3 separate regions of the Mus musculus genome follow, and all the other regions are linked to region 1. The links are chromatin loops, found by intact Hi-C in ENCODE. Cell type or tissue: gastrocnemius. All regions are shown on one strand.

Region 1 (8,000 bases):
ACTCTTAGCCCTCTGGAATCGTAAGCCAGAATAAACCTGTTCTTCCCTTCACTTACCTTGATCAAAGCCTTTTATCAAAATGACAGAAAACTAACTAATGCAAGAAGCAGTTCAGAGAGAGGAGAGGTTTATGTTGGCACACGCCATGAGTAGATGTCTGACATGGGAAGGCCTAGCAGCAGAGGCATGCAGGTCTGCTTCCTCCAGCCTGCCCTCACTTCCCGAGAGCTCCACAGCCCCTCAGAACCATGCCGCTAGCTCGAGAGGAAGCTCTCAAACATGAGCTTGGGTGGACACTTTGCTTGGGCTTATGGCCACCTCAGAATGCCAAATGCATTTAGACCAACTTAAAAGTCTTCATAGTCTCAGGGTTCCAACACTTTTTAGATGTCCAAAATTCTCTTTTGAGAGTCAAGGCAGTCGGTTAGTTGTGAGCCCTGTGAAATTAAGAAAGTTAAGAAACATACTTCCAGTGTACTATGATATAGAATAAACACTTTGATTCCCAAAACAGGGAACTGGGAGGATAGCAGGAAAGATCAGCCTAAGTGAGACCAGAAACCCTAAATGGACACAAAACCTTGAAGCTCCGTGCCCAGGATCTGAGGGCTCGAAATGGCTTTCTCTGCGCTCCACTGGGCTGGAGTAGCCATGCTACCCCCCGCCCCCTTCTGCTTGTCACCTGTGGAACAAATGGTGTCTCTCTCGGGCCAGCTCTCCTTGTACTTGCAAAGGTTCCTCAGTAAACATGCCCACCTTCCTGGCTGCCATCTGTGGGATTTCGGAATCTATATCATAACACGGGCTTTAGTTCCACTGCGTGACGCACTGCCCACTCGGAGTTCTGGGCAGAATCTCCTTTCTACTACATGTTGCCTGATGTCAGCATCCTTAGGGAACCTTGGCAGTTCTCTCTCCATGACTCCGTAGTTCTTTTTTTTTGTCGTTGTTGTTTTTTGGAGACAGGGTTTCTCTGTATAGCCCTGGCTGACCTGGAACTCAATCTGTAAACCAGGCTGGCCTTGAACTCAGAAATCCGTCTGCCTCTGCCTCCTGAGTGCTGGGATTAAAGGCGTGCACCACCACCGCCTGGCTGACTCCGTAATTCTTGTACTGTGCATGCCTAAAAAATAGCACCTGTGCCAAGTTGTGCTGCCAGCTCTAAACACAACCTGACCAGAGCTGCAGCAGCCCCTGAACCTGGGGAAGGACCTTCCTAAGGATTCCTAGGTGGCCTCCTTCCTGGTGCCACTTGAATCAGTCGCTCTCCAAATAAGAGTTTTCGAGTGAGTCTGCATTGCTGCATTTTGAAGTGTGTTTAGTGTGACCCAGGCTGAGGGTTCTGCTGAGCAGTGTCTCTGTACAGCTCCAGCTGGTCAGCAGTGCTCAGTTGTGGTCTTGATCCCAGTATTAAAATGGTTTGAACCCTCGCCAAAGTGGCTACTCTTCACCTCTAGCCGTGTTCACGCTCCTTCCTTCCTGTTCTCTTGACTGTAAATAAACGTAGGTGAACACACGTGAGCCACGCCACAGCTTGAACATTTTACACTGTCTTGAAATAGACAAAATAGACCACTACTTTTGAACTCAGCCTTCAGGTTTTTAGGACATGAACAGGCGTGTGACAGTTCCTTGGCAAATATGATTGATCTCCAGTCCAGTTCCCAAAGCTCCATCCCCCACCCACGTGCCCTCCTGAGAGCCGGTGAGTTCCTATGTGCCTCCTTGGCACTCTAGTCTTCCACACTTTGACCAGGCTTGCCGGGTAAGCTCTGCTTATGAACTTTGCTAGCCTTGAAGGCTTTGCAGCTTTAAACTCTTCCACATTCCTCCTATAAATTCGTTCCAGATGCATATGAACCACACTGTCATCTTTATCCTTCCTTCTGGTCCCATTCAGGACCCCAGCCCCGGGGGTGCTGCTGCCCACACTCAGCGTGGTGGGTGCCCACCCCTGAGTCATCTCTCTGGAAACACCTTCAGCAGGCACTGAGAGTTACGCTTCCTGGGTGATTCTAAGTGCAGCCAGGTTGACCATGAAGGTGACTTGTCACCAAGTCAAAGTCCATTAGGGGCAGGACTTAGAAATAATACTTTAAAAGTTCAGAAATATTAGTCATTCTGCTAGTTGAATCACTAAGTCCTGTGCTTGTAAGATGTGTTTACCTAGTCCACAGAAAACCTCAAAGGGAAGTGGCTGTGTGGACTGAAATGGAAGTGGTCTGTCTTTTTAGTTTGTCTTCTGTTTGAGATCTCTCCCCTGGGTTTTGGTCATTTTTGTTTTATTAAATATGTCCTGTTAAATACTTTAGATTCAAGTTGGAACCCATGTGCCTATGATAAAAACCTGCATTTCTATGCAGTGACACACATTTTACTTTATTTAAATTGATATAGCAGAAGTTTGTTGCTTACAGTTCTGGGTGAAGCTATAGGCCGAGGCTCCAGCAGCTTTGGAATCTAGGGACCGCTTGGAACTGGCTTGTCAAAGAGTGCCTTATGGCTGTGTGCTCACCCACTGGTTAGGACAAATGAGTTTCTTTAGGCTGCTTTTTAAGGACATTAGTTCCATTCACAGAGGCTTTGCCTTCGTGACTCAGTCCAAAATTCACCTCCAAAAATTTAAAAATATTTTTAACTTGCTTGTTTAAAATCTTATGAAGCATGTATATCTTTTGCTCCTAACAGTTGACTACTCTTCCCATCTTCTCCTGGTGACCCTCACCCATCTCCCTCCTAACTACTTCGCATCCTCCCTTGCCCTTGTTTACTGTGGTTTTGTTATTAATGACCCTTGAATGTAATGCATTCTTCCCTGTGTGCCTGGGGTAAAGCCATCCTCGGCATAATGCCCACAGTCACCTTGAGGAATTAAGATTTCAGCACACAAATTGGTGGCGTGCATGAGTGAGAGAGAGGGGCAGACACAGGTACAGACTAGCAGTCCAACCTTTGGTGGTGAAAAGACAGCTTCTCAGGGCGGTTATTACCCCACAGTGGGGATCTGTCAGAACTAGAAGGGCCTTGAGTTTGGGGAGGGCTTAGAACGGTAGCCAGTGTTTGTGTAAAGCTCTGGTGGCCAAGTGAAGGGATGGTGGTGTGGAGGGCCGTGGGGAAAGCTTTTGGAAGTGGGCTTCACTCACTGAGCTTTGAGACTTACCTGTATAATACACTTGTGATTACCCAGTGTGAGGTGGGAATACAGCCACTTTCCAGAAAGCCCTCTGTTTGTCTATTGTCCCTTCCCTCTGACAGGGTCTTTGCTGGGTGGCCACTAGGTGGCAACCTGTTGTTCCAGGCAGTGCGACTGAGCCCTGTCTTCTTATTGGCATGAGCTCTGGCTTTACAAAGAGCCCTGTGATAGATGGAACAGTACCACTGGATACACAAAGTGGAATTTTGGGTAGACATTTGATCACATTTAGTATAGGAGACTTGCTCACTTCTCACAGTTGGCCATGAGTTGCAGGTGTCTCTCTCTAGGAGAAAGGTCACCCAGGCCTGCACAGGTCTTGTTTTGCTTTCACACACTGTTGTGTCCCAGCACCCCCACACACTCTGTTCTCTCCCAGCAGGTCTCTCTGTTCAGGTTCCTGCACCTGAATCTGTTGCTTGGGACTGAACAGCCCATCTAGATGTGTCCCTTAGATTTCCTTTCTTGTGCCGACTAGGAGCCTTACATGGCTTTGGATGGACAAGCTGCCCCCTCTCCAAGCCCTCCCTCAGTACGAGTAACATTATTACTTTTTCTTTAATTACTGGGGTCTTGGTTCTGCAATAGTACAACCAACGCCAAATAAGCCTAAGCCAGCTGCCACTCCTGTGTCCCAGGATACCTACCCCCATGCTGTCGAGAGTGTTTTACTCGTCTCTGCCATCCTCATTTGGGTTCTGACACTAGGTCTATAGTTAGACTCGCAGCTTCTCAACTCTTTTCCTTCCCTACCCCAATTTTGAGAGCTCCGAAGAGCTGTCGAGGGTGCAAGCCTGGTCTCTCCCATGGTAGGAGGTTGCCTCTGTTGTTTGTAGGATTCCATATAAAGTTTTCACAGTGGCTGTGGGAGGCGTGTATAGCTCTTCTTTTGGCCTTGAACGAGTGAGTTCAGTAAGTATATCATAGCAAATGAAAGTAAAAGAATAACTATAGTCAGTAACAAACATCAAACTGAAGGCTCAAACTATCCAGCAGAATTGATTGTGGAAGCCCTTTTAAAGCAGCCAGTGGCATGCCTGATAGAGTTCCTGACAGAGCTGAGCCCCCTCGCTGAACTTCCAAGGAAAAGAACAAAACCACCGGGAAAGTAAGTCATTATGTCAGGAGCTCACACATCCCCCAGGCACTGACTGGGAAGCCCTACTAAGGCATTGCTTCCTGACTGGGCAGTCCAGGAATAGCAGCTGGAAACCCACTGGAGAGGCCGAGGCAGTCCAGTGGGGCTCCCTACCTCCACCCCGAGCTTCCAGCCTTTCCCACACCCCTCCGTCCCCTCCCGTTAGACACTTTCCTAGTACTGGGTAAACAAACCACAGTAACTTCTGTGAGGAAAAAGCTTTGCCTTCAAGCGCTCTTTAAGGGCACCTTGCCTGCTGTTCAGTGTTCTCCATAATCCCTGCCTCACTTGGGAAGGCAGCCCATTCCCCTGACAAAGATGACACTTAAGTGGGTTTGATCAGGGGCTGCGCAGGATGGGACTGGGACCAGAGGACAGTCCACCCCTCTTCCTAGAGCCAACTTCTCAGCAACTTCAGTGCACCATTCATTACAAGGTCAGAGGAGGACTTGGTACTGTTAAGTAAGCTCCTGGCATAGAACTCAGGTCACCAATTTGTGTAACAAGCACTGTGACCCCCCCCCCCCAATCTTGTTAGCCTGGTTCTCATTTTTTAAGGCTTACATGTTGCAAACAAAGTTAATTTGTGGGGCTGGTGAGATGGCTCAGCGGTTAAGAGCACTGACTGCTCTTCTGAAGGTCCTGAGTTCAAATCCCAGCAACCACATGGTGGCTCACAACCACCCGTAATGAGATCTGATGCCCTTTTCTGGTGCACCTGAAGACAGCTACAGTGTATAATAATAAACAAATCTTTGGGCCAGAGCAAGAGGGGTTGACTGAAGGAAGCATAAGTCTAAAAAGAATTCAATTCCCAACAACCACACGAAGACTTACAACCATCTGTACAGCTACAGTGTACTCATATACATAAAATAAATAAATCTTTTTAAAAAACCCAAAGTTATTTTATAAAAATACCTAATTAGTGTGCTTCCTCATCAAAGGTAAACACTGTTACTTACTGGCAAAAACAGGTTGTCATCAGCAGGGCTCCCTAGAGAAACAGCTGGTTTCAAGTTTGAAGCAGAGAAAGAACAAAATGGGGGCTAGGAAATTCTGTGCCAGGGAAGGAGGAAGTGTGCAGAGATTGGTGGACACACATGAGAAGGATGCAGCCAGATTCAAGGGCCACTGCCCAAACTGGACAGTCCCCATTGCAGAGACTCAAATCCACAATGGATGAGCACACCAAATTAAAAGAAATGGCAACTCTTAAGTCCCAGAGTGAGAACAGTGTTGTCCGGGGCTCCTCACAGGAGGATGGAGGATCAGGAATCCGTGTGCTGCGTCTTCAAATGTGAGCCTAGCAGCGAGGTAAAGCTGCTTTGGGTAGGGGAGGTGTTCAGTGGCCATCCAGCCCTGCTGCACTTGCTGCTAGGGGAGGCATGGGGGATCTGGGGCGGAGGTGCTTGCAGTGGCTAGGACCCCGGAACAGGTGTCTTATTAGGGGCCGTGGAAGAGCACTAGCAGAAGACATGAAGGGCTTTCACTGATATACCTGAACGTCCCCAAGTCACAGGCAGGATCAGTGTCTCTGCACTAGAATGTCTAATCTGTAAGCTTATGTACAGACGACTTAAGGATAAATTGAGGCATCAGGAAAACAGCAAGTTGAAAAAAAAGTTGAACTGGGCAGTCACAGTCTTAAGGTGGCAGCCAGGGGCTGCTTAGTGTTCCATAGCTAGGAGAGCACACTGGGGCTGGGCAGGAGGCTCAGCTGGCAAAGTATTTGCTGTACAGGGCTAGGGTCTGAGTTTGATTCCCAGACCCCATGTTAAAAGCCAAGGACTGGTATATACACACAAATCCCCGCACAGGGGACAGAGACAGCCAAGAATAGTGGTGTGTACATGTAAATCCCCGCACAGGGGACAGAGACAGGCAGGGCACTGGGGCTCACCGGCCAGCCATTCCAGCTCACTCGGTAGATCTCTGGCCAATAAGAGACCTTGACTCAAAACACAGGGTGTAGAGCACCTGAGGAGTGGTACTTGAAACTGATCTTCGGCCCCCACATGTACACACACATGTAAATAATACACAGAAGTAAATAATAAATGGAGAATTTGGAGCATATCCCTCCTTGCATTAATACAAGTTAATTTCAGCCTGATGTGACAAGGTTCCTCATGGTATGTCCAGAAAGGACATAAGGACACACAGTGCCATGTTCCCATCAGCTATGTGTGTGATCATGGGGAACCTGCTTGACAGAGTGACACGCTGCAGAGACAACTGTAGTGGTCTCTAAAAGCAACTACGAAGGCGCTCTGTAGAGCAGCTAGAGGCGGCGCTGGCTGTTTGCAAGCTGAGGAAGTAGACACTCGCGGAACTCTGAACTGGTGTCAGGGTTGATGGGAAATGTCACTGAGGCTTTCAGGTGGCACAGTACACGTGTACACACGTGAGAAGAGCTTCAGTGTGAAGGGGAGTGTGTAACGCTGTGCTGGGTTGCTGTGTAGGCACTCTTCTATGCCTTCAACATTTATTAAAAAGTACAGAGAGCAACTGGTCATTATAGACACAGTCCCGTCTCCAGCTTTTTATTCTTTTGGTTTTTATGTTAATTACTTCAATTAAAAAAAAAACACTCAGGTTGTAATTTACCTTTATTCTGTTTCCTAGATGTGATACAACAGAAAAACTCAGAACTACTTTGGATTACTTAAGATCATTATTAAACGATACAACAAACTTTAAGCTCATTTACAGATACGCGTTTGACTTTGCACGGGTGAGTTCTCTGGAGCCTGTCCAGATGTTCCCCTCTCCCTCCCCTCTTTTATTACCTTTGGAGATTTGCTTTTTACACCGCAGCAAAGACCTTGAAAAGTTACTCCCAGGCCATGAGCTAGTGTTTCTAAATGCTTTGAAAAACTGATTCTGGACCAATATGTGTGTCAGCTGGAAGTTCCAGTGGCTGCCACTGAACACCTCCTGCGACGGGCTTAGGAGCAGGTTGTGTGCGAGCCCTGTGTCTGGTGCTTAGAACCATCAGATGGTTTTCACATAACAGAGCTTCTCCCCTAGAAAGACTAGAACACTGACCGTAGCTAATCCAGTTTCACTTTGAAGGATGATCACAGGAAAGAGTATGAACCTAAGCCAAGGCTGATTTCCTGTTTGTTGATTTATCTATTCAAGGCCATGTTTGTGACACGGGTGAATAAAAACCTAGTCACTTCAGGGAGTGAATTCCAAATGACTCGGTGGTGTGTTCATAGAGACCTGCCCTCAGCCCTTATAGCTATACTTTACTCCAGATTAGTATCTTCTCTGGGTGTTTGTTGGGTTTAGATGACTAGACTTTGGTTGGCTGCATTTTTTATATTTCTTCCCTCCCTCCTTTCTTATTTATTTATTTATTCCCAGCAGAGTGAGGAATGATTCTTCTCTTTTCTGTGCTGACCTTTTTTTATTCTTCACTCTTTGGCTTTACCAGTTTTAGCACCAAAAATGTATTCCATGACGAATTATAGTCTGCAGCAGAACGTCCGTCAGTGGTGCTATGTGGAGTCGTAATTCATGTCATTCTGGAACTGCGGCCTTACGGAGTCACGGTGTGAATGGAGTTAACTGAAGCTAGGGATGGAGGGCCCGAGAGTCCCACGTGGTGCTTGATGGAGTGGTGTTTATGTATTATACATAGGACGCAGGGTACTAGTT
Region 2 (8,000 bases), 59 kb after region 1:
CCATGGAAGGGTTCTTCTTACTGTCATGGTCCCCATGGCTTTTATTTTTTTATAGACCCCAGGATCACCAGCCCAGGGATAGAATCTTCCCCCCAACAATGAGCTGGACCCTTTCCCACCAATCATCAATTAAGAAAACACCTGATAGGTTGCCTACAGCCAGATATTATGGAGGGATTTTCTCAATTGAGGTTTCTTCCTTTCACATGACTCTAAGTTGTGTCAAGTTGTCATTTACTAGACAGCACAGCTCTCTATCCATAGGAAGCCACCTGCTATCGGCATCAGATTCATCTGACAGCATTCTTAGTCTGTTGGTTGATTGGAAATTAGGGGTCTGTTTATGTGTTCCAAAGGCTTTACCTAATGCTCACACAGATGGGATGCCATGTACAGAAGAGGGAACTCACAGACTATTCAAAGGTCTAAAGATGCTCCAGGGTCAAGTGGCTCTGGAAGTGCAACATTGTAACCTCTCTACTGTGAAGTTCTAATCAGCTCAGCACCCTTCCTTACAGAAGGTTTGATGGGAGGCACAGCACTTTTCAAGAGCCTTCATTTACCTTGCCTCAGCAAATTGTATAAGAGAGGGATTTAAAATCAGGGTCTGGGATGGGAACTGCAATTTGTATTAGGTATATCACAGAACAAACCCGACACTAAATTACTACTAATATGCACTCAGGCATGCTAAGGAGATCATCTCTAGCTGTTCCCCTGTTGTAGCCCTGTCCCCAACTCAGCATTCAGAGCTATTTGTGCTCTCATACCTGATTTTAATAATTAGCACTGTGTATTTACACTGGTTACTTTTCCTCATGTCTTCAATAAAACATTGAAGTAAACAACCAAGAAGAATGGAGGATTTGTTTTGAAAGCTCATGGTCTCAGAAAGTTCAATCCATCGTGGTGGTAAGAGTAGAACATCCCACATCATAACGGGAAGTACAGAGAAAGAAACGATCAGTACAAGAGATGATCAGGGCAAGATCTGAACTCAAGGATGGACCCCCAATGGCCTGCTGACTCCATCAAGATTCCACTCTCATCTTTCTCTTTCTCTCAATAATGCCAAGACAACTTAATCCATCATGGAGAAGGCCCAGGCACGAGATTAGAGCCCTGAGGATTGGTGACTGACGCATCCCTGGAGACGTCTTCACAGACACATCACAGATTTGAGATGTGCCTCACTAAGCTCCACGAGAGCTCTCAGTCTAGTCAAGCTGACAAGATCAACCAGAACAATATTGACCTATTTTCTGGTTAACTGGGTGTAAACAAACTGAGCAGCTTCAGTGACCTGCTGTTATTTCTCAGAGTTTGGAGGCCGATGATGCAAACTTCTTCTGTTTAGAAGTTCCAGGAAGGGAAAATATAAAAAGAAAGCCATGCTTCCTTTGAAGACTCCTCAAAGCTGATCGACTCAAGAGAACTTCACGACTGTGGGAAGACCAACACTGCATATCCAGAATCTTGTGGGCTATCTTTAGTAGCCATTCCCCACCTCCCTCTATATCTAACATCTTTCTAACTATTAGATAAAGGAATGCATTAACTTAGCAGACCACCAGCTGCAAAGCTAAGCAGGTTATCAGCCAACATCCGAAACCTATACAGGGATTTCTCTTCTTTGTTGTAAGATCACAGATGTACCGTAGTCTGGAGTGCTTGGCGTATGCCTCGATCTATGACTTTATTTTGTTCTGTGACTCTAAAAGTTTGTGCAACACTTCCACATGCTGTCTGGAAAGACATGAATCTGGGATCATGGGACATAGTCACTTACATTTGGCTTAGAATAAACTACCTCCTATTCCCTTTGAGGTGAGAACTGTGTTTTACATTGACAATGAGCTACTTTATTTTTAATATAAACCTTATCATATTATTTAATTATGGACATGGCAGAAACCATTGTCATAATTACATGTTGGGTACCCTGTTGTGGTGAGTTTTGGCTACACCACTTTGGCTCCTGGCAAGCTCACCTGCTCAGGAGCTATCTTTGAATCCATGAATAAAACACACACATATTAGCTTATTTTTAAATGCCTTGGCTACCTCAAAGGCTGGGCACTCCTAAACCTTCCCCTTCTATCCCGGGATTCAATCAAGGAAGTTGCCACTTACCCAAAATCTCACATGCCCTGTTGGCTTTATCTCCTGCCACTACTGTGTTCCATCCTTCTGGCCCGAATAATGTCGAACCTCCCTCGTTCCTCTCTGCATTCTTGCCCATACCCAGTCATTAGCCGTTGGCATCTTTATTGATCGATCAAAAACCAACTAGAGAATAGGACCTTTAGTATCTGGGTATGCAGATTCCTGATGGAATCAAAGCATTAGAGGCAATCTTCAACAGTACCCAAGTTAGGCTGTCGGGATCAATTGCCAGCTGGTGAGGCACGCTCTCTTCATGTCTCCCAACCCCAGCAGTGGTCTAATTTGCACTTCCTTATAGCCTGGTTGTCTTAGGGTATCATGATCCCTCACACAGTGGCTGGTTTCATCCAGAACATTCCAAGACACCCAGCCAAGGTTTCGAAGCACCTCCTAATATTTTCAGAGGCCCTGCCGTGTCACTGCATCTGTTGTCCCTTGGTCAAAGCAGGCCAGTTCAGATTCGGGATCAGGAGGAGCAGATATGCTTTACATGCAGAGAGGTGGAAGGCTGATAGTTCATAAGCGTGTTTCAATAATGTTAATTAGTTCAGCCCCAGGGAAGCCCACAGAGACACACAAGACACACACAGAGAGGCATGTATCCATGCCAAGCCACTTCTGGTGCCTAGGGATTTCCTATACTGAGTGTTGTGTTTATAAAAAGATAAAGAGAGTGGGGATATGTTCTATGGAGGTGTGGGGGAAGGGGGTGCCTCGGCAGGCCCATCCCTTCCCCTCAAGAGACCAGACATACTCAGGGCATGGGGAGGGGAATTGAGAGTGTAGTAGAAGCAGAGAGGGAGAGAGAGAGAGAGAGAGAGAGAGAGAGAGAGAGAGAGAGAGAGAGAGAGAGAGAGAGGAAAGAGAAGAGAAGAGAAGAGAAGAGAAGAGAAGAGAAGAGAAGAGAGGAGGAGTAGAGGAGGCTGGCCATGAACACATGGAGAGAGGGGGGGAAAGGGAATGAGGAGAGGGGGGAAGGGAAACAGAAAGATCAAGAAAAAACAAGAGAGCAAGGAAGTGGCAAGCAGACCCTTTTATAGTGGGTCAGGCTTACCTGGCTGTTGCCAGGTAACTGTGTGGTGAAGCTTAGACTAAATGCTAGACACGGAGTCCTTCAGGATGCTAGCCCTTCTGTCCTTTCTGCCCAGTACGTTGTCCAGGCATCCCACAGCTCTGCTCCAACTGCCTCAATATTCCATTCCATGGCTTATGTGAATGTAGCGAGTGTGTGTGTGTGTGTGTGTGTGTGTGTGTGTGTGTGTGTGTGTGTGCATGTGCACAGGTTTGCCCAGAGGTTGACATCTAGCATCTCCCTCGATTGTTTTCCATCCTTTTTGAGATGGTTTCTCTTTGAACCTGGAACTCATCTATTCTGGCTGACCAGCAAGCCCCAGGGATCCTTCTGTCCTTCCTGCCCAGCACTGGGACTGCAGGCCTGTGCATGTGTGCAGAGAGCATTTTACTGACTGAGCCCCCTCCCCCACAGCAGCTGATGGGTGCATCCTTGCCTGCTGGGGTAGTCTCCTATGATTTCCAAGGGACCAGTGACTTCTGCTCAGCACTCTGTTCCTGAGGCCACGCCCCTGTCAGTAGTTACCTCTGATTGGTCTGCTCTTGGCTTGTAGTGTGTGATTCACAGAATGTGAGCCTTTTCAGTGATGCAAATTTCACAGCAGAAAAACCCAAGTCATTATTCTCCACTAAAAGAAAGCAGAGCTCCCTGGAGAGAGAGAGCAATTTCCATTCTTGAGGAACATTCTGGACTGCACTGAAATATTTATTACCAAAAACCAATAATATTTCGGGAATAACAGAGAAAGACACAGAAAATAGCTTAAGGTGGCAGGGGGGTGGGGTGGGGGGATGGGTACCCTATGGGTCCATTTGTGAACATTTGGACATCTAAAAATAAAACGAAAATAATGGTGAATTAAAATTATGTTGAGCTGTAAAAAGCTAGTCAGTAGTGATAGCCAAAGGAAAATATTAAGAATATTCTTTTTAAATAACAGGACTTACATCCAGGTTGTATTTACTGAAATAAACAAGAACGCTATTCACATTTAGTCCTATGAATACACACACACACACACACACACACACACACACACACACACACACACACACACACACACATACATTCACACACACATACACACTCACATGCACACACACACTCTCACACACAGAAGTGGATGAAATAATCAAAGGCTGAGCCAGTTTCTTATCTGTGCTTGGGATGTCCTTGGCTGTGGTGACCAAAGAACAGCTGCCATTTGCTAGGCTGTTGTGACAGTCTGCAAAGCCTTGGGATATAGCCATTCCGTTGCTGCCCACTTTGCCTAGAAATTTGAGCTGGTAGAGAAACATTAGAGTGGGCATCTGGACAAGGGTGGTGCAAAAATGGGATTTAGCGAGAAATAGGTCTTTTTCTGATCTCCTGGAATATGAAATATGAGATTCCCAGAAAATGAACTGATGGGCTCTTTCTCCCTTTCCTGCTAGCAGATAGGCTTCTGAGACCAGGGCACATAAGCCTGACACTTGTCTCTATTTGGCAGCAGAGTCTCCTATAGGCACCGCTGACCTTCATCAAACCTTTTTATTCACAATACGTGGGAATTTCTACCCCACCCACTTTGTCTCCTTTGATCTGAAAGTGCTTCAAGGATAGCCTTTAGCCCAGGGAAGAGTGGGGCTTGTATTTTAAATAGACCAGAAATGTGTGAGTGTCTTGCTGGTTTGAATTTATTTACTGTTTTGTATTTCCTATAGCCACTTCTGGTCATCCTGGTTACTCCAGTGACTTTGCCCTGCCCCTATATGGTCACTCAAAACAACCATGGACATGGAGTCCCAGACCTCACACCTGCTACCTTCCTAGAGGATGCAGAGGAAATGCTGTCAATCAGATACCCAAGGGACTTCACTGGGAGGTGACAGTAAAGGACAAGTGATTTGTGACACCTGCTGATCTTCAAAGAGAGTGAGACTGCTGTGGTTCATGTGTGGGGTATCAGCCTGTGCCAAGACATAGTTATTTAATGGTTTTGGAAATGGAGGAGGGTAAGTCATACCAGGGATTGTGCTCTAAAGCTTTTCTGGGGTTACCACATGCTAGTATGGGGCTGTAAGACTGAGGAAAATTTGTTATAACAAAATTATATTTGTTATATATATGTATGTATATATATATATATACACACATATATATATATAACTATATATATAACTATATATCTAACTATATATCTGTTATAATTTCCTATAATAAAATTCTCCTATAGAAATGCAAAAGAGCAACCTGAATCAAATCAAGATGTTTAACGTCTGGGGGATAACAGAACTGGAGACATAAACTCAGAGGGGGGAAAATACAGAAGAAGCCGAGGGAGAGGGCTCCACAGAACTCAGGCTGAGACTTGAGAGTGTCAAAATCTGGAATTTTGGCTTCCAGTCCCAGCCACGCTGACAGCAGGCACACTGAGAGGCGGTTAAATGTGCTCTCACAGAAGCCTAGGGGCTTGCTGAGGAATCCGGCTGCTGAGCTGTGGTGCCCGTGCCATCTCTGCTACACCACGAGAGCTTTTATTGGAAGTTGAAAAGAAAACAAGAGAACAAATCAATAGAGACAAAGCCCCACGTACAATTTTCTATGAGCTTCGCGAATGGATCCTCTTTGATTCCACACTGAAGCTGAATCCTACCCAACTGGTGTGAGGCAGGGGAGTACCATGGTGAGTGAGGTCAACATTAGCATATTAAAGGAATGGTTGGCACAGAGACTGGAGGCTCTTTGCCACCAAGGCCCACATGTAACAAATAGAGCATGAACAGAAAAGGCCCAGGCTGTGTGGATGACCCCAAAGCCTGCGATATGAAAGTTCACAGCAGTTTGTACAGTGTTTGTCACCGAGCCTCTAAACTTCCTCCCAGCTCTGGCCCCTTTCTGCTCCCAGACGCACATGGCTTCTCCATAAACTCCACCTGCTTCTGCTACGTCCCATGTGTCTCTGTCTATGTTTTGGTTCTGGGACACCAAAAGTTTGAAACTCCAGTGGACATTCACTATCCATCAAGAGTTGGAGACTGGCTAATGGAAGAGTCTAGTGGGTTCCAACCAAGCCATATGAAGTCTTGTCGTTTCCACAAGACGAATGGTGCTATGGTGGCCCGGGTGGGGGTGGGGGTGGGGGTGGGGATGAAGTGGTCATTTCTACCTGGGTGGAATAAGGACAAAAAGAGTTATGGAAGAGATGTGCCTTTAGTGGAGTCTTCAATGAGTAGACAGATAGATGCTGGGCGTTGGAAACACCAGACATACAATGCAAAAAGTAGACTGCAGCACAGCTCAGTCCATGTCAGTACAGAGGCTGGTGTTTGTAAGAGTGAGAATTTGTTTGACTGGCTGACTTGGTTCAGGTTGTCATAAGCAGGCAGGATGTAATAAAGAATAAGCAAGCTGTATGAGAAGCGGGGCCCTCGATCATGGAATTCCCTGGTCTGTACTACAGAGAATGCTTTTTCATTATTTACTCAATAAATGCATATATTAAGAAGCTATTAAATGTGAAGTCTCGGTGAGACAGACATGCGGGGTTTTGTTGTTGTTATTGTTCTCATGAAGCTCCTGGTATAAAAAGGGCAGACAGACATTGAGCTGGTGGTCATGGTATAATCATTTAATTGTACACATGATGCGTGTCTTCTTTGTGAAAATTAACGATGTGTAATGAGAGTCGTAATAAGGGAATCCAACTAATTCTAGGGTCTAACAGTTCCCCAAGGAGATAACAAGAAAGCTGAGCCCTGTGTAGATGCTAGTCAGCTAAAGGAGGCTCCTTTGGAGGGTTCAGAAGGAAGACTTGGGGCTGATGTGACATGGATGTGACATGGTCTGGAAACAGAGTTAGGTGGAGTTTTATAGAAACAGGCAGGAGGGAAATCCACGTGGTCATATCTGCATCTCAGCAGCCATGCTGTCTGCACAGTGAGGGATGCAGGATGGAGAGAATCATGGTCGATTTCTTGTCTTTCAGGCAAAGGGGTAGCCAGGTAGCAGGCAAAGCTTCACTATTGTGTGTGCCTAGTGGCTGTCTCTGGAAAAGATTAGCAATTGACTCAGTAGACCTAGTAAAGAACACCACCACCCTCATGTGGTAGACAGCATCATCCAGTCCACCAAGGGCCTAAGAAGAAGAACAAGGTAGAGGAAGGAGGGAGTAGCCTTCACTTCTTGGGCTGAAACTTCCATCTTTTCACCCTTATGATGGGGAAAAAGAAACTTGACAGATGGTTAGGGTGGGACCTCCAAAATCAACCTGCTCTCGCAGCACCCTTGAGTCCATGGTTATTCTGATCTGGCTGCAAATGCCAGAAATGTTTGGCCAGGTGGCACTGGTTTGGCTCATGTCCTAGGTTATTTATGTACGTATCTATTTAATCTTCTTCTATTGCATAGCAACCTAATGAACACAGCTGTCTGGAAGCTATGCACGAAGAGGCACTTCACTGGTCCTTGAAGACTTGTGCCAGAATCTCAGTCCAGTCACAAGGATGGAGAGGCACATGGGCACTCTGTGGGACCTGTGGTTGGGCCGGCTGGGCTGACCAGCCCATCTCTCCTTATTCCTTGGCCATTTCAAAGACTTGTTTACTTCTTTAGTCAAATGTCTCATTAACTCTTGGACAAAGCCCCTCAGAGACAACTTTCTCCTGAGGCCCCCTTCTACTTGCTATACTTGCTCTCTCTAGATATTGAAGCTTCATAAAGTTATCTTCATTATCTGTGAAATTCACTCTTTGGGTTTGCAACACAAAGAACCTGGAATATC
Region 3 (8,000 bases), 96 kb after region 1:
TACCTTCCCCAGCGCTGCAGTAAGTCCTCTCAGTGTGCTATGTTCAAAACCGAAGAAATGAACACATGAGAAGGCATACGCCCCCTGGTGGCCAGATTTAACAGTGCCGCTTCACTGTGCACCAAGCTCCGCTTCTCTGCTTTCAGGTCAGTGTGTCAGAGGGTCTACCCAAAATGCAGTCTAAAATAGCATACCTAGTAACCACGCGCTTTACAGAGCAGCAGGATATGCTCAAACTTCAAAGTGCTCAATGGAGATGTATCAAAACACAAGTGTTTCCCACAGACGTAAAAATACACTTTTTTCTCATGAATTGTATTCAGTAAATAATACTTTGTAATATAGGGTTCTGTGGATTTAGTAAAAATATTTATTTAAAGAAATTCTCAAAACAAATTTAAATAGAACATGAAACAAATGTACAATTTAAAAATACACTGAGCATGGACATGAGAATTCCAAGCGTGATTTTTCTGAGCATTATTTAGTTATTAAACAATACTTGAATATATCCAGAGGTATAAATTGCTCTCTTTCTTTACATCTAAAATCTGCACTTAGTGTCTGGTCTCCAGTCAACTCTCACCTTAGCCTGAGTTCACAGTCTATAAGGTATTTCATTTTTTCATTTGACAGAATTGTGACAACAGTGAACACGAATTGTTTTATGTGCTCATTTTTTACCCACACAGTTCTAAGTGACCATGACAGAGTACCAACATCCTTCTCTGTAGCTAGGCCCATGGTGCCTCCCTACTGTCTGCTTTGGAGCTATGCATTATTCTTCATCCCCAATCCCATGTTTCTTAGTAATACCAAGAAATTCCTTTTAAATCAAGTATAAACTGTACTAAGAATCAACTGGCTTGAGGGCTGTAATTAATTAAAATGAGACTGAGGTGAGGAGCAGAGATCAAGGTTTTATACCTAGCTAAAATGACCTGCGTCATCTTTCCAGTTAGCACCCTTTATTCTCGTGTATATTAATTTCTAGGCACACACAGAATTCTTCTAAAGGGTGATGCTGGTATGGGACACAGGAGGAACAACCTCTGGACAGCAGGACCTACTGAGGCCTAGCTTCCCCCCTTTCCACTGAGCTTCCCCAGGGTTTAGGGAAAAGTATGCCAGCTTCTCTATAACTCATTCAGGTACTCCCACATGACAAGCAGACCAAGCTGGTCTGTCTATTGAATGACATCTTAGAACTGGCTCAAGAGAGTTTAAAGTCTGACAGTGATTGGTCATGTTTTTCTAGCATTGGCATTTTAACTAGAGTAGCACACATGCTTGTTTTTTTACCTGTTAGGTGAATTAGGATTAGGTTTTTCCCATTCTTTGAGAGTTTTAAATAGTTGAAAATTCAGTGTAGATAGTAAAAAAGGCAGAAACACATTTGGAATCAGGTTTACCTGGGTTGGAATTGTACTTGACTCCCAACCCTGTATAGTATGGGGCAGCATCCTGAACCTCGCTGACCTTCAGTTTCCTGATGGGTAAAGCTGGGATCGAAGCCCTTGCTTAGAGAGGTGCAGTGGGAGTCAGAGAGATCAAGTGTATCGCACCCAGGACAGTGCTCAGCAAGAAGAGGCCTGATGATGATGGCTTCTGTTGCTCACGAGAGTGAGAACTGTGATTGCGTTTAACGTCCACACACCGTAAATACATGTATCATTATTTCAAGTAAACATACCATGACAGTATTTTCTTTAGTGCAAAACTAAGGAAACATAGTTTCTTACAAGCTTATATATGGAAAGCTCCTTAATGACTTGTTTGTGAAAATGTAGCTTTGGGTTAATGCATTAAAAATCTGTGCCTTCCCTTTTAAAAACCAAAGACAGAGCACAGTGTCCCTGTCTCTCCAAACATCTCTAGTGGATCTCTCCCTTAGAATGACCAAGGCTTACTGATGGAGTGTCTCAACCACTTCAGCCCTTTGTCCTCTAGGACAAGATATAGTAGAATGTTAAAAACACTTCAAAGATTAATTTTATTTTATTAATTTCTCATCATTGTTTTAGAGAACTGTTGAGTATCAGTGCAACTTACTAAAATGTATTAGAATGTAGGCACTCAAGATCCCTTAAATATGGAGAGTACATAATAGACACAGTGGTGCTCCCCAGGTAAAATAATTACAAGTTATGGCAAACGCTGTACAAACATGGTTCACATGCATTCTTAAAAAGGGGAAGGTCAAGTCAGATCTGAGCGCGCTGAGCCCTGCGGATGCACCGTCTAATGAGTGTTCCCACAAGGGTTGTCTGAGACCTGGCAGCCCATGTTGTGACCTGTTACTTGTACTTTGAAGAGTGTGCCATCTGCACACATGCAGAGCTTGTAGCGCACCCAGTCACCACTCCCTGACTGGTCCCCGCTGGAGGAACTGGGCAGGCGCGTAGGGCTGACCATCACCGTGCCGTTGAGGATGATGCTGTTTTCCTATGGGAACACAGTAACATGGTTCAGTCACATCCACCAGCGGGCACGAAAGAGAGACACTAAACTAGACAGGACTTAGGAACTAGCAGGAGGAGGAGTTGGCAGTCAGAGAGTAAAGCCATGATCAAACCAACTGTGGCACAGCAAAGTCACAATACACACAAGGATTCAAAGGCGACCCCTCGCCCAGTCAGCCCATATTGTACATCCACAAACCTACAACTCAGCACGCCAGCACGAGTCAAGATCACAGCCTGTGCACAGTGACAAAGTCTTGGGTAAGTTTCACTTTTTGACTCCAGAGAATTTTTACTTATTGACTGATGTTGATATTGATTGGGGGAGAAGAGTATTTTTCTCTTATAGGAAATTAAATTTAGTTAGTAGAAATTCAATTAAATATTAAAACTATGTAGTTTATCAGACTAGGCCTTCAAAAAAAACTGAGGGTTTCTTATTTAAACTCATAGCTACAGAATCATTCTCATCTGTACACTCTTAAGACCGTGTGTGTGTGTGTGTGTGTGTGTGTGTGCGCGCGCGCGCGCGCGCTCTCAAGCATTTGTGTGAGCATGTGCACACATGGAGCTCAGAGGTTGAACATGTATGCCTTTGTCAGTGGCTATCATACTCCTTATTGCAAGGTCTGTCTCTGTCTCTGTCTCTGTCTCTGTCTCTGTCTCTGTCTCTCTCACTGGATCTGGAGCTCGGCAAGTCAGCTACTCTGTCTGATCCGTCTGCCTCTACAGCCTTAGCAGCAGGATTACAGGCTCGTGGCACAGTCATGCGTGGCTTTTTACTTGGGTGTGTGATGGATGGTTCTGAACTCAGGTCTCCTTGCTTGTTTGGAGGCACTTCTCCAACTGAGCCATCTCAGCCTCCCAAGAGACTAGTAAGTTTCTTCTTGTCTCCCCCCCTCCTCCTCTCCTTTCTTCTCTCCCATTTAACAAATAATGACTAAATGCTGTCACCTGCCAGACGCCATCCTAGGCACTGGGGCGATGACAGTGAACATGGGCTCAACAGCCAAGTTTGTTCTTATAGAGTGCTGTTCACTGGAGGGAGGCAGATAATAAGTCAGCACAGGAAACTCTAGGGCATGCGGGGGCATAAATGCTACAAGGGAAGACAAGCAGGGTGAACAGAGGGTGGGTGGCTGAGGACTGCAGTTTACACAAGGTGCCAGAGACAGTCGTTTGCATCCCAACAGAAGTGGAGGTGTGAGTGAGTGGGGCATGTGGGTCACTAGGGAAGGCTCGCCAGTGGAGGCCACAGTGAGGGTGTGTCTTATGTAGGTTCAGGGTACAGGACGCTCAGAAGTTAAGGGAAAGGGGCTCAGAAGGATGTGAGACAAAGAAATAGTGGGGGCAGACCTATAAATAGTGGGGGCTGAGCTGATAGACTTAGGGCTTTATCTGGAAGGGAAGCTCACTTAGAGGGTGATAGAGATGGGTCTTTTTAAAAGGTCTGAAGCAGGCGCTGTGGCACAAATCTATATCCCAGCGTTCCGATCCAGCACTTGAGAGGCAGGAGGATTTGAGCCCAGGCCAGCCTAAGGTGCAGGTGAGACTCCATCTCATAGAAAATGTCGGTGGCTACAAGTTTCTGGGTAGAGAAGCAGCTCGTATCTAATGGGCGAACAGCAAAAGGGAGCCAGCAGGCTGCTCCAACAGTCTGGGAAGTGCAATAGCCTGCACACAGACAGAAGCTGCATTGGCGAGAAGCAGCTGGGGGCTGCAGGGCCCTTCAGGTGGAGCTGAGCTTTGCCAGTGGCAGTTGGGCCGAGCACAGATAGAAATGCACGTCTGCTGAGGAGCCAGGACATCAGGATGTCACACTTGAGGAGTTCAGATGCCTGTGGGTGTGGAAGTGGGGAAAGGAGGCAGGCAGCTGGACTAGAGAACCCTCCTGAACAGGAAAGGCCAACGCAGAGGTTTTAAGCATGGGGGTCGTCACTTTAGGGAGGGGCTTAAGACTGTCAGAGGGCAGAATAGAATGGTCACTGTTATGTACAGGCGTTTGCCTGGAACGTTTGGAATGGAACCATTTCATATTCCAGAGCTTATTTAATTTGGAATACCAGCATGGATTTTACTGGCAGAACATGCAAATTTTCAGAACAAAGCACTCAATATTATTCTGAAAGTTGCATGTGGGAGATGCAGTGGTGAGGGCTGTTTCAGATTTTGTTTCTATGCTGCCATCTTGTGGTCATTTAGTTTTACTTTCTTGAAAATATTTCTTGCCGAGCATTCAGTACCCAGTGTTAACAGTATTTGTGCACTAAGAGTCAGGAGAGATAGGTTTGAATGTTCTTTGTCTAAGAGCCTTAGAAGATATCTGAGGTAATGTGCATGCTGCCTGTTCTAATTTGATCATGTGCACATACATCAAAACATACAATGTTCCACAGAAGTAAGAATATTACATGCCAATTAAAATAAAAGTGAAAGTTAACATTTAGGAAGTAGTGCGGCAAAATTATTGCTAATGATTAGCTTGCACTCGAATGATCGATACCAACTGACTTACAAAGCTGAGTATTTTTCAATACAAATTAGAAATTAGTAGGTATGGGTACTTCAGACTATTTCATGACCTGTCACATTGACAAGGTGGAGTGGGGCAAGACTTTTCTGGAGGGCAGAATGAAAGATTCAGGTAACTCACACACGTTCTCTACACAAAGGCCTCAGACCTCCCTTCTCTGACCTTCAGTGTCAACTGCAAGCTTCAGGCGTGGCTGCTTGTCATTCCTCAGAGAGCGCCCTACCACAGCGCCGTGGAAACCTCCTCAGGGCGGCTGCGGCGCCTCTGGCAGGAGTTATAGCTTATGCTCATCTTATCATCCCGAGATGGGATTAAACAGTTGGGGAACTGCCAAAGTGAAACACCTACTTTCCTTCCTAAGGTTTATTATTTCTACGAATTATAACACTGAACTTATTTTGATAGGGGAGAATGACTTCTAAGTGCTCAGGCTGCTAGTGCCTTATGCTCTTTGGTAGCACAAATTTCCTCAGCCCTAGGGAAGCAAGATGAGCAAGGTGCCCAGAGGCAAGCGGGTAACTCCATTCTAGCTGAAAGTCCAGGCCAGTAAGCAGGGTGCAGGCTGCAGCTGCTCTGTATGAAGTAGGAGGCTGACTGAAGCTTTGGGGAGACCTGTGAAGCTGGGGTCACAGTGATGACAGACTTTCTCCCTCACAGCTAACAGGTGTCAGATAACAGCATGTGGCCCCATTCAAGTATTCTTCTTACAGCTTTGGTCACAAAGCTTGGAAACGAACAGGAATAACCTACAGTGGAACAACAGCAGCGACGTCAGGGACACATGGTTAGATCTCCTAGAATTCTCTCTCAGAAGGGCTGCTTGGGTTATGGCTTTTCTCCTTTTAAAATAACATAAAAATGCAAACAAGCACACTTACAAATCAAATCACCTGTTATTCTACCACTCTTAGCTAAACATTATTATTTTACTCTATTCTTCCAGATTTTATAAACTGCACATGCTCTGAAAGAAATGAAATATCTTATAAATTATTTTATAATTTTCTTTCATTTCACAATCCATTTTGAACATCTCATCATGACAAAAAATCATTTTCCACATACTACTCCACATGTAATTATATACTATTCCAAAATTAATTATCTTAAATTCACACAGGAAAAAATACTCACAGCTTTTAACTCCACATCTCCTCCCATGTGAAATTCAATGGTTTTGCCCATGATGAAGACGCCTTCGTTGCCTCGCACAATTGCACGCCCATCGACTTTGATGTTTAAGTCACTGGTAGCATTGCTGGTAATCTAAAAATGAAAGCACATGCTAAGGCGAGCTTGTGGGTAATGAGAGAATCGTTATCATAGAGAAGGGGGTGTCTCAACTCTGGACTATGCAAGGCAGGCTTATAATTGTGGGGATTAACACAAAGAGAGGACTTATTAGTGTGTGTGCAGGCTAAGGCCAGGGCTGCAGCCCTCCAATGGTCTGAAAGTCAGGTTGTCAGGTGGCCTAAGTCCTCCCCCAGGGAGTAGCTGCTGACAAATCCCCCGTTAGCATTGATAAAAGAATGAACCGGACCCTTTCAGTCGATGCTTTCTGAACGTTCAAACTTTTCACCCCACTTGGCAGATGAAACTCGTGCGTCTCATAGTCCGTGCTGAACAGGATATTGTGTGTCCTTGGGTCAAAAAACTGCATCCCGATGTCGCTGGTGATGGAGGTCTTGTTCTTTTCAACACTCAGCTTGGTCGTCCCTTGCTGGAAGACAATCTTGGGGAAAAGTGCTTCATTGTGAGTCTGTTCTCAAAGGATGCGACAGACAAAGTGATGGAGCCGATTGGGTTTAAGAGAACTACAGAGCAGTAAGGACAGAACCTGAAGCGACAGTGAGAGCCAGACCTCAGGTCCCTTTAGCTGCACCTGTTCATAAGACTCTGCATGATATACAACTTTAAAATGCAGGTCTGTACAGTCCTTTGCTCACACATGACCCCCTGTATAACAGCACAGGTCACAGGGAACACGGCTGGGCCCTAAGACGGTCACGGCGGAGGTATGGAACACCCTGGAGGTTTCATTTGGCTAAGTGCTGTGTTTTAGCAGCACCGGGCCTTGTCTGCCACCGAGTAGCATTTCTCTTTCTGATTCCCAGAACCTAGGCTTTCTGACCTGGGAGGCAGCTCTTACAATGGCTTTGTCATCTGGAAAAGAAAACTGTGACCTACAAATTCTTACACCAGTGAGTTTTTCTCCTGGAAAAAAGATCTGGAATATTGCATACCTAACTCTAGCAAGGTTATAAAGCCAACAATATTACTGACTGTCGAGTACTTATGAATATGGATAACTTTGTGTGTTAATGCATATTTTAAAAGAGAAGACACCAATTTCCAGCTTTCAGCTGTAGGATATCTCGAGAACTGCCGTCTATGCCCCCCTCCTCCACACACTGCCCCCAGTGTGGAAACTTACTGGCTGGTTGTTGCCAGTGATGACCAGGTTTTCATTCCGCCGTCCTCCCACCGTGCTCTTATAAAGCGGGTGGATGACGCCCATGTCAGACACTTGCTTGAACCTCAGCAGACCGCTCTCGTGGAACTCCATGCTATCACACCCATTTGGCCCAATGCGGATCACCGCCCAGATGACAAGTGTAATCTGAAAGACAGGCATATCTGCTCTTACGAGGCATGCACCAGACACGCCCGGAAGCAACCAGCAGTGCTCTCTGAGTGTGTGAGGTCTCTGGACGTGTTTAATCAGTGAGATGGACACACTACCTGGTGGTCTTCTTAGAGGATGTTTTTATCAAGACCCTAAGCACACAGTCGAGAGCTAGGCATGCCAGAAGGCCCATCATAAATGGCAGTGTCACTGTTTCCTCTTCTCCCCTCATTGGTTCCCCAAGGACAACCAACCATGTTCAGCAATTTAAGCTATTCCATCTAGACTCTGTCTCCATATTCATACATAATGTAGATTGTGTTTCTTCCTTTACCGAGTAAGGCTTTCTCTGCCTTATCTATTTTAGCAGATGGGAATC

What was found. Peaks named below come from ENCODE experiments on the same cell type or tissue, not always from the same donor. Only the 100,000 strongest peaks of a DNase experiment are listed, where the experiment ranks them.
Region 2: it touches region 1 in a loop (4-fold over the local background); 2 of 42 quality-filtered maps call a loop at or near these places.
Region 3: a loop joins it to region 1, with 7 times the contacts of the local background. A loop is called at or near these places in 26 of 42 quality-filtered maps.

The regions. Positions count from the first base shown.
Region 1 is chr5:73,537,088-73,545,087 of GRCm38, forward strand. It overlaps Dcun1d4 (DCN1, defective in cullin neddylation 1, domain containing 4 (S. cerevisiae)), which reads left to right. Exons shown (of 11, transcript NM_178896.5): 8 at 6,960-7,068. Among named protein-coding and RNA genes, the nearest start is that of Dcun1d4, 50 kb to the left of the region's middle. In gastrocnemius, a CTCF peak has its summit at 3,278 (motif pointing right); a DNase peak (open chromatin) is centred at 3,285; H3K27ac peaks cover 692 bases.
Region 2 is chr5:73,595,751-73,603,750 of GRCm38, forward strand. No RefSeq gene overlaps it. Among named protein-coding and RNA genes, the nearest start is that of Lrrc66, 33 kb to the right of the region's middle. In gastrocnemius, a CTCF peak has its summit at 7,355; DNase peaks (open chromatin) are centred at 3,671, 4,464, 5,678, 5,914 and 1 more place.
Region 3 is chr5:73,633,254-73,641,253 of GRCm38, forward strand. Sgcb (sarcoglycan, beta (dystrophin-associated glycoprotein)) reads right to left here. Exons shown (of 6, transcript NM_011890.5): 3 at 7,430-7,615; 4 at 6,536-6,727; 5 at 6,130-6,261; 6 at 1-2,445. The coding sequence ends at 2,242. Among named protein-coding and RNA genes, the nearest start is that of Lrrc66, 4.8 kb to the left of the region's middle. In gastrocnemius, CTCF peaks have their summits at 102 (motif pointing left) and 4,653 (motif pointing left); DNase peaks (open chromatin) are centred at 89, 4,164 and 5,236; H3K27ac peaks cover 263 bases.